Linked DNA regions of Homo sapiens: region 1 is linked to region 2. Evidence: read pairs that join two places in POLR2A ChIA-PET (ENCODE). Cell type or tissue: GM12878. All regions are shown on one strand. Each heading gives the region's core, and the rest is flanking DNA. Links, peaks and the distances in the headings are about the cores only.

The links. ChIA-PET counts read pairs that join two places held together with the same protein. Peaks named below come from ENCODE experiments on the same cell type or tissue, not always from the same donor. Only the 100,000 strongest peaks of a DNase experiment are listed, where the experiment ranks them.
Region 1: POLR2A ChIA-PET joins it to region 2 with 5 read pairs; 7 of 35 experiments call an interaction of 5 or more read pairs at or near these places.

Annotation. Positions count from the first base shown.
Region 1 is chr1:40,710,198-40,714,591 of GRCh38, reverse strand. The region is part of intron 1 of NFYC (nuclear transcription factor Y subunit gamma); the gene reads right to left. Among named protein-coding and RNA genes, the nearest start is that of NFYC-AS1, 20 kb to the right of the region's middle. RefSeq lists an enhancer at 1-169. In GM12878, for the core only: no CTCF peak of the experiment used is centred there; a DNase peak (open chromatin) is centred at 2,683; H3K4me3 peaks cover 2,282 bases; H3K27ac peaks cover 3,868 bases.
Region 2 is chr1:40,762,027-40,766,420 of GRCh38, reverse strand. It overlaps NFYC (nuclear transcription factor Y subunit gamma), which reads right to left. Exons shown (of 10, transcript NM_014223.5): 7 at 3,375-3,533. Among named protein-coding and RNA genes, the nearest start is that of MIR30C1, 6.9 kb to the right of the region's middle. RefSeq lists enhancers at 1,908-2,007, 2,108-2,157. In GM12878, for the core only: no CTCF peak of the experiment used is centred there; DNase peaks (open chromatin) are centred at 2,080 and 3,720; H3K4me3 peaks cover 1,709 bases; H3K27ac peaks cover 2,986 bases.

The DNA.
Region 1 (4,394 bases), core at 263-4,262, 52 kb after region 2:
CATGAAATATATTCTATCCAGCTATGTCTATTATAATCTTCAGTCAGTACACTTTAGGACTTAAATATTACATAACTTACATCGTTCAAGCCCTCATTCTTTCAATGGACTATAACTTTTGTCTAAATATATGAAGGTCATCACCTTCAGAAAAATTAAAAATGTTAAAGTATATCATGGTCTATCAAAGAATATAAAGAACAAATACTACTCAAACATACACAAGCACATACACACATAATACCACTTTGCTGATGGGAAACAGTAAAGTCAGCACAGTTAAGATATTATTTTGGGTGTCTATAAACAATGATTCCTATTTTAGTCTTGTCAAATGCTTAAAATGACCCTGGAATCTTTGTTTATTAAATACAGGTTAGCTTGTGGACTCACTTTAAGAGCCAGGTCCAAACTTTTTTGGGAATTAGCTTGTTCTTGAAATATAATAACAAAAAAACAACAACAAAAAACACTAACTGGCTTGCAGGTGATGTGTTTGTATACCCTAAATTCCTCATAATGCATAAAAGTAACCTGGCTTTCTGGAATACCTCACAGGTGAACACCATTAGCTTCCTAGCTGGTTCTCAGCTTTCTGAATAAGCAACTAACTGGCTGAGGCAAGGTATCTTCAGATCCCAAAGGGACACTAAATCTGCTGCAGCAGACTTTCTAACCAACACACTTCAGGTAAAGACTTCTGAACCTCTTCCATGGCACATTTTCTCTGTTCCTTCTATACCCAAACAGCAAGCCTATACAGAAGTCCCAAAAAGAAAAGAAACATGAAAAATAAAAAGTGAAAACAACCTAGAGGAATAAAAGAAACATGCAACAAATTGAGTGGGAGTCAAATCTCCAAACTTGTACAAGCCTGTTCCTAAAAAGCTGAAAGACTTGGATTAGGGCACCTGAACTTACTGGGCCTCAATTTCCCCACTTTACAAGAAGGGAACTAGACTAGATCCCTAAGTGATTCCCATCAGCCTAATTTAGATGTATTCAAACTCTGTATGCATATATTATCAGTAATAAGGATAGGCAAAAATCATTCCATTCATGAAGACAGCCATGTTCAACTTTTAATACATTTTTTGGGTTACTGAAGCTCCTACAAAAGTATTTAGCCTCTTTAAAAGGGAGACCTCATCTTGTTTTAAAAACAAAAGCCCAAAGTGACCACGATTGCTGTTTTTAAACCTACACATCCCTGGAACTGGAATTTTATTTGGTAAAGTCAGTATCAATTTTGCCAAACCTCATTCTGTCTGAATATGATTCTTCCAATGCACAGATAGGAAGCAGACACCAATGCTGACTGACCATGCCTGAGAGGAAGTGACTTAATAGGACAGGAAATCAAACATCACAAAATATCAACCCCACCCCTGGGGGGGAAAAAAGGAAGTCCTAAAAATAGATGACACTGGGCATGCAGACTAGATTAAAAGAAACCCCCATGAGTTTCCACCAATTATGTTAGAAAGGTATCTCATAGTAGGTATCAACTGTGTGAAATTTATGTTAGATTTCTGATGAGAGATCAATTATTTTTTTTTAAAGTGTTCATCCCACAATTGGGCACAATGGCTCATGCCTGTAATCCCAGTGCTTGTAATCCCAGCACTTTGGGAGGCCAAGGCAGGAGGATCACTTGAGTCCAGGAGTTTGAGATCAGCCTGGGCAACAAATCAAGACCCCGTCTGTATTTAAAAATAAAAATAAAAATAAATAAATAAAAAAAAATTAGTTGGGCACGGTGGCACATGCCTGTAGTCCCAGCTACTCAGGAGGCTGAAGTAGGAGGATTGCTTGAGCCCAGGAGGTGGAGGCTGCAGTGAGTCATGATCATGCCACGGCACTCCAGCCTGGCACACCAGCCTTGGCAACAGAGCGAGACCTCGTCTGCAAAAAAAAAAAAAAAAAAAAAAAAGGCATTAATCCCAACATTTACTTGCTTACTATACAGCAGGCTATAATTACCTCCCATGCTTGAAAATTGACAGGATAATCACAAAGCAAACAAAAAAAAAAATGGTTCCAGTTTACTTTATAAATATTTGGTATACAAACTAAATATGTAACCTCTGCTTGGTAAACATCTGCAACCATTACAACTTACCTGCATTGTAATGCAAATCTCATAATGCAAATGGAACAGGCTTCCAGATTTTATTCTGAGAGGTTCCTAAATCTAACAAGAGTTTTTTAAAAATCAGCATACCCATTTCATCCTATTCTGAGAGGTCCTTAAATTTTGACAAAGGGGTTAAAATTCTTTCACAAGGATCTTGATGAGTAAAGGACTGGTGGTCTCAACATATGCATTAAATAAATAGGGTCATGTCAGCATAAATAGGAATATGCAGGTGAAGGCAGTTTAAAAAGAAATGTGTCAGGTTTAAACTAACTCCTTTTTACAAATATTAAAATACTGGCATTTTTTTCTTTGATGCCACACCTATCTTCATAAACGTTTCATCCCCCAAATAGTCTGGATTAGTAACAACTAATATTATGTAGCTCTTCACAATTTGCAAAGTACTTTGACACACATGATCTCATTCAAGACTCGCCACTAAATCAGACACTATTTTTAGGTTCCATTTTTACATGTGAGGAAGCTAACACTAAATAGCTGACTTGCCCAAACCTACAAAGCTGGTGATAAAGGTGAGTGGGGCTTGAACACAGATCTCTTGACTTTAAATGGTCTGTACCATGCTGCCTCAAATACTGTGATCAGAGTAAATAAATGTCCATATCTCTAGACCCCATCTAAGCCTCCCCCACTTACACACACAGCCACCCATGGCCTAAATTAGAGTTAGCTCTCTAGAAGGTCTTTGCTCTTTCTGGAAGCAAAGTTTTCTTCATTTGTCTAGTAAACATTTATCTGGCTGAAGTGTTAAATACCATTTGACATACACTAAAAAATAACTTAGTCATCAAAGGTTTTGTACAGGCATGCCCATGTGCATTTTTCCAGGTAGTGGGTCATTCTCAAAGAGAATGGTGAAGAACCTCGGCTAGAGGCAGTGACTGGGCATCTTTCCAAGAAGCCAAATCCACAAAGTTCTCAAGTTTATAGTTTACTTCATACTGTACCACACCTTCACTTTTGCCTCCCCTGCTGCAGGCCTTCTCCTAGGGCCAACAGGGTCAAGTCAGCACCTACAACTGTTTTTAAAATCATATATATAATCTGGAACAACTGATAACATATAAATAATCAATGACAAACAAATAAATTTAAATCAAAATAACTACCTCTTAAAATGTAATCCTTAACACATACTTCTTCATCTTAGGACTTAAATTCCCAGAATGAACATTTTCTTATTATAAGCATTCTAATTCCCCAAAACTTTCACAAATACAACTACTCTGAACTCCTAAAATACTATCTATCCCCTTCACTAAGAACCCTCTAGATTACAAAGAAGACAAGGTAGCATGCAAGGAATTCTGAATCTGTTAGGCAGTTCACTCAGCTATCATACCAAAAGAATTTAGAATTTTTTGCTGGGGGGAGGGAAGTAAAAAGAGTGGGAGAGAGAATGAATGCAGCCCTATTGTCTTATTCCCTGAAAATTCCTAATCTGAATCTATAACATATTCCTACTAACCACTCGACTTGAATATCAGAAGTACAGTCTCTTTTCATCTTAAATAGAGCTTTTCAGTCCAAATCTGTATAAACAAACTTTGTCCTTCAATCTTTCAACTCCCCAGCAGTTTTTCAAGGTCACTTTTGCAAGCAACGACAGAGGCCTGCATCCAGGAACTTTGACTTGCTATATCATTACAACTCCAAGAGCCCCGAATCTAAATCCTATCAGTCCTCTAAGGTAAATCCTTTATTAGAGGGGAAGCTAGGGAAGGCAAATCGACACCCTCGAAACTTCTCCTCTAATAGGGCCTGCTCCTTTTCCGTACCCAGAGACTAAGTGCTGCTGGCTGACGGCTCCACACTGAGTCTGCTGCAGAAATGTTCCAATGACCTTCATTCCATATTTGCAAATAAAAAGAAAACAAAGAATTGCATTTTAAAATCAGGTGTATTATAGATCTTAGTATGTGGGATTGAAGATTTCACTGTTCATGAGAACTGGCTGGTTACTGATTAGCAACCTACATTAGCTTTATATCCATAAAGAGAAAAATATATACATATCAAGGGCAAAAGATAGGGTGCCTATACTCTTAACTTTCCTATTCACAAACTGCAGGATTTTAAATATTTAATACGGAAAAATGGAAAGCACTTTGCTCACATCATTTTAAAGAACTAAATCAACACCTGACAAAATGTGTGAAATCTGTGGAAAAATATTTGCTCATCACTGTCAATATAAGTGAAGATATTTCTAACCAGCATTCTAAGCTAAAAT
Region 2 (4,394 bases), core at 303-4,302:
ACATCCCACAAGTCACACAGCACAGAAGAGAATATATTCCCTGAATGGACTTCAGAAAAAACTCCCAGAAGATCCTGTCACAAAGGTGAGAACAGCATGGCTGCATGCTCATTATTTGCCAGCTCTTAGCTACATGATCACAGCTTATCTTAGGAATTTATCTGACTGACATCATCAGAATGCCTGTACATTAAGTGTGGGCCTCTTTCGCTCCCATCTGTAAAGAGATCCAGCATCTGCCAGGATCCCAAAGCAAACAGCCATCATTCCGCATCATAGCCCTCACACTGCCCTGCCCCATGCTGCACATTTTGGAGGCAAAAGCTGGACTGCTTAACCATCTCTGTCCCCAAGAGCCAGGCTGGATGGGGGTCTGTGGGGCTTTTAGGATCTTTGGTGTTCAGCACTAGCTTCTGGCCAAACACCTCCCAAGGGGAAGCAGAATCAATAAACCTTTCATAGAAAACCCCATCATGGGAAACCAAAGCTACGAAAGCGCCCTTAGAGTCTCTCATGCTTACGATTAAATCTCAGATAATACAATAATACCACATGCTGCATTTAATTGTGTGCTAAAAGCCTTAACTCAGGCTCTTAATGCTCCAGTGTACCATGAAAGTATTAGTGTTTTGAGCTGGGGATGAAAAGAGGACCAAGGCGGTTACCACATCAGAGAACTGTAGCTCAGCAAAGATGATGGTCAGCAGAGGAGGACTGCAGACATTCACACCCTCAATTTAGAGGAAATGAAAGGGGTTCTGGGAGCATGGATAGACTAGGTCTCTATCTGCGGGGTCCAGAAACCACCTGCCCTGGCTGCCCAGCCTGCCTTTGTTGCAAGGGGAAGCTTCTTGTGGCTAACAGGCAAGTATTGCCTCTGCTCTGGAGCAAATTTCCCTCTGGCCTTCAAGAGCTAACTTCACTGCAGGACTCTTCCATGAGGAAAATGCTAATGGGATGAAGCTGCATTCCTGCACGCAGTGTTCAATCAAAATGCTTCTCTGAGACTTCCAGCCTCACAGAATTTGAACTACCGAGAAAAAACGACCTCTCAAGTTCACGGTAGACCATTCCAGAATTGCCCACTTGAGGCAAGATGGAGGGACACCCAATCTAAACCCATTAAAAATCTGGTTCAAAGGAGACAGGGCAAGAGTATTAGGACCTGCAGTCATTTCTTTCCTGAGAATATGCCAAGAGAAGCTGCTGGGAGGCTGTGGTGCCAAGCCTGAATTCCCCACCTAAATCCTATAATGCAGCTTCCTGGCAACAATGTTAAGTTGCTTGTGGGGAGGAAGGCAGCTGGGCAGAAGTTTGGAAAACCTCATCTACAGAGACTGATGGTGGCTAGTTCCAGGAGTCCCCAGAACTCCAGCCAGGGATCACAAGATGAAAAACTAAAGCCTTGTCCCAGGAGTGGGAGAAGGTATACTGACAGCTACAGGGATGTTAAAATTTTCTAGCTGGGAAGAGCTCTTTGCAGAAACCCAAATGTGACTGAAAAGCTGTGAGCCAAATGGTTCCAAGCAGCTCTTCAACAAAGCAAGAAGCTTTCCTTTTTGGCCTAGGTTAAGACATTTGGTGATGATCCGTCCCTCATTCCTCTACAGCAGGACAGGTCTGGGGACCCTCATAGCTTTTTTACATTAATTACAGAGAAAATAAGCTCTGGGTTTTTGAAAGGGAAATAAAGTTTCCTTCCTGAAGCTCATCACTATTAGGAACATTCCAATGAGCTGCCTAAAGAGTCTGGAAATGAAGACTCCTACAGAAGGTGCCTGAGCCAGTGAAGATGAAGTAGTGAATTCTGCAACAAATCTTCTGGGCTAAAGCTCTGTGCCCCAGAGAGTTAAAGTATCTGCAAGGTGGAACTCTTCTCTGTCTTAAATGAACCTGTGGTGGTGCCTTCGCTTGCAAAAATGAGAACCATTCAACAGAAATCTTGGGGTTGAGGACTGAAACAATGAAGCAAGGCAGAGCTCAGTCATCTGCAATCCTGGGTATCGTAAGCACACGTGAGAGAGGTAGAGAAAGAGACATACACACTCCACTTTCCTAAGCTTTCTCTTGGCCTATTACTATGTTAACTTCAGATGAAGAACAATTCCTAAACTGATCTCAGGATACTTTTAGAGTTATTTTCACAGAGGAAGTGGTTAACCAAGTCTACGTGAGTTTCTATACCTGCCTACGTTTCATTTATGACAAAAATGGCAAAGGGCAGGGAATAGAAGGACTGCTCTGTTTCACTCACTTTCCAGTTTTGGGGGGTCAAAATGACCAATGTAAAGACTGCAAGTGTTAAGACAAGGACACATTTTACAAAAGGAGTACAAATAAAAAAGCCAACAAATCTAAGAAATGAAATCCCTCAAGGCACACAGGAAGCAGCAGTCCACAGTAAAGGAATAGATAAGTTATATGAAAGCCAAAAATACACTTTGCTGCAGGCTCCACTGGGAACTGACTCATGAATATGCAACAAGTGTATTTATGGCCTTCCCTATACGCCTCCCTCTTATCCTCTGCTAATCAAATACAGGACTGCCTCACAGGGCCTTTGGGCCTTGGCATGGGTAGTGGTTACAATGATTTCCCTGCATAGGTAGAATGAGGGGAAATCGAGAGAAGCCGCCCAATCGTGGTGAACCTGAACCTAGATTAAAGGAAAGCAGGGAACAAACACAGTGAAGCAAGTTGTGGTCAGGAACACTGGGCATATAGGTTAAAAACAAAACAAACACACACACGCATATATATAAATAAGTACTGAGGGCTGGGCGTGATGGCTCATGCCTGTAATCCCAGCACTTTGGGAGGCCGAGGCGGGCGGATCACCTGAGGTTAGGAGTTAGAGACCAGCCTGGCCAACACTGTGAAACCCCATCTCTACTAAAAATACAAAAATCAGCCGGGCATAGTGGCACGTGCCTATAATCCCAGCTACTCGGGAGGCTGAGGCAGGAGAATCGCTTGAACCTGGGAGGCGGAAGCTGCAGTGAGCTGAGATCAAGCCACTGCACTTCATCAGTCTGAGTGACACAGCAAGACCTGTCTCCTAAAAAGAAAAAAAGGATTATGCATGCGTGTGATATATATCTCTATATATATATCAAGGTATATATATAGCTACAGATATATATATCAAGGTATATATATAGCTATAGATATACATATCAAGGTATATATAGAGACATACATATATATATCAAGGTATATATATAGCTATAGATATATATATCAAGGTATATATATAGCTATAGATATACATATCAAGGTATATATAGAGATATACATATATATATCAAGGTATATATATCTTTAAGTATTTCCTTCTATAAAGTTGTAAAGACAGACCTCAGGGCAGGACTCACCGGGATCTGCTGGATCTCTCCTGTGTTAGTGATGATCTGCTGCATCACCTGCATGGTCTGTCCAGTGCCACTCTGGGCCTGTTGGGCTTGACCCTGTGGCTGAGCCTGGACAATCTGCACCTGCTGACCTTCTCCAACCTGCATTGTCACAGGTGTGGTCTGAAAGGAAGAGTTATGAGAATGCTGCGTGAGTTCAGGCTCAGAGCCCACAGGATTACCGAGAGGTTAATAACGAGCAATGTGCTGGGAGCAAACCCTCTCCATGAATGCCTAAGGTCATCTCAGTACTAGTAATAACCTACAGAGTCCTCTGGGTTTACAGCATTGCTGAAGTTACTCTCCAAAACGAAAGAAAAACCAAAAATATTTTTAGGCTCACAGTACAAATATTTGCATGGGTCCCAAACATAAATCTCTGTGCCCCAAATGCTGCAACTTTTCACAGCCCCTTTAGTGATAAGGCACATACACTACAGAAAAAATCAAAAGCAACCATGACCGTTTACTTCAGAAATAGCCAAAGTCAAGTCTGGGGCAGGTGAATTTGGAGGGGAACATTAAATGGAAAGGGTCAGTATGAATTTATTTAGTTCAGGGTCATGTGCTCTTTCTTAGGCATGTAAGACACTGAGAGAAAAATAAAGCACAGGGGTGCATCTCCAAGGCGGGCCCTAGTGCACGCTGGCTCTCACCCCATTCAAGCTGCAGAGCAATTCCTGCCCACACTGGCCAGATGGCTGCTCTGGACCACAGTATGGCTTCCCAAAGGAGAGCAAACACTGCTAACTCACTGGGCACTGTTAAGACACAGACTCTTAACTAAGTCTACCCCTAATTAATAGAATTTAAGAAAGCAAGAACTCTAACTTTCTAAAAATAGCAATCTCAGATTTAAGAAATTTCTGCCCAATGTGTATGACTTGGCAGATTCTGTCTCTCACACACAATGGTTGTAGTCCTATGAAATGTACTCTTTTGAGACGGTAAAGACACAAGCTGCCAAAAGGGTCAATTATTCTT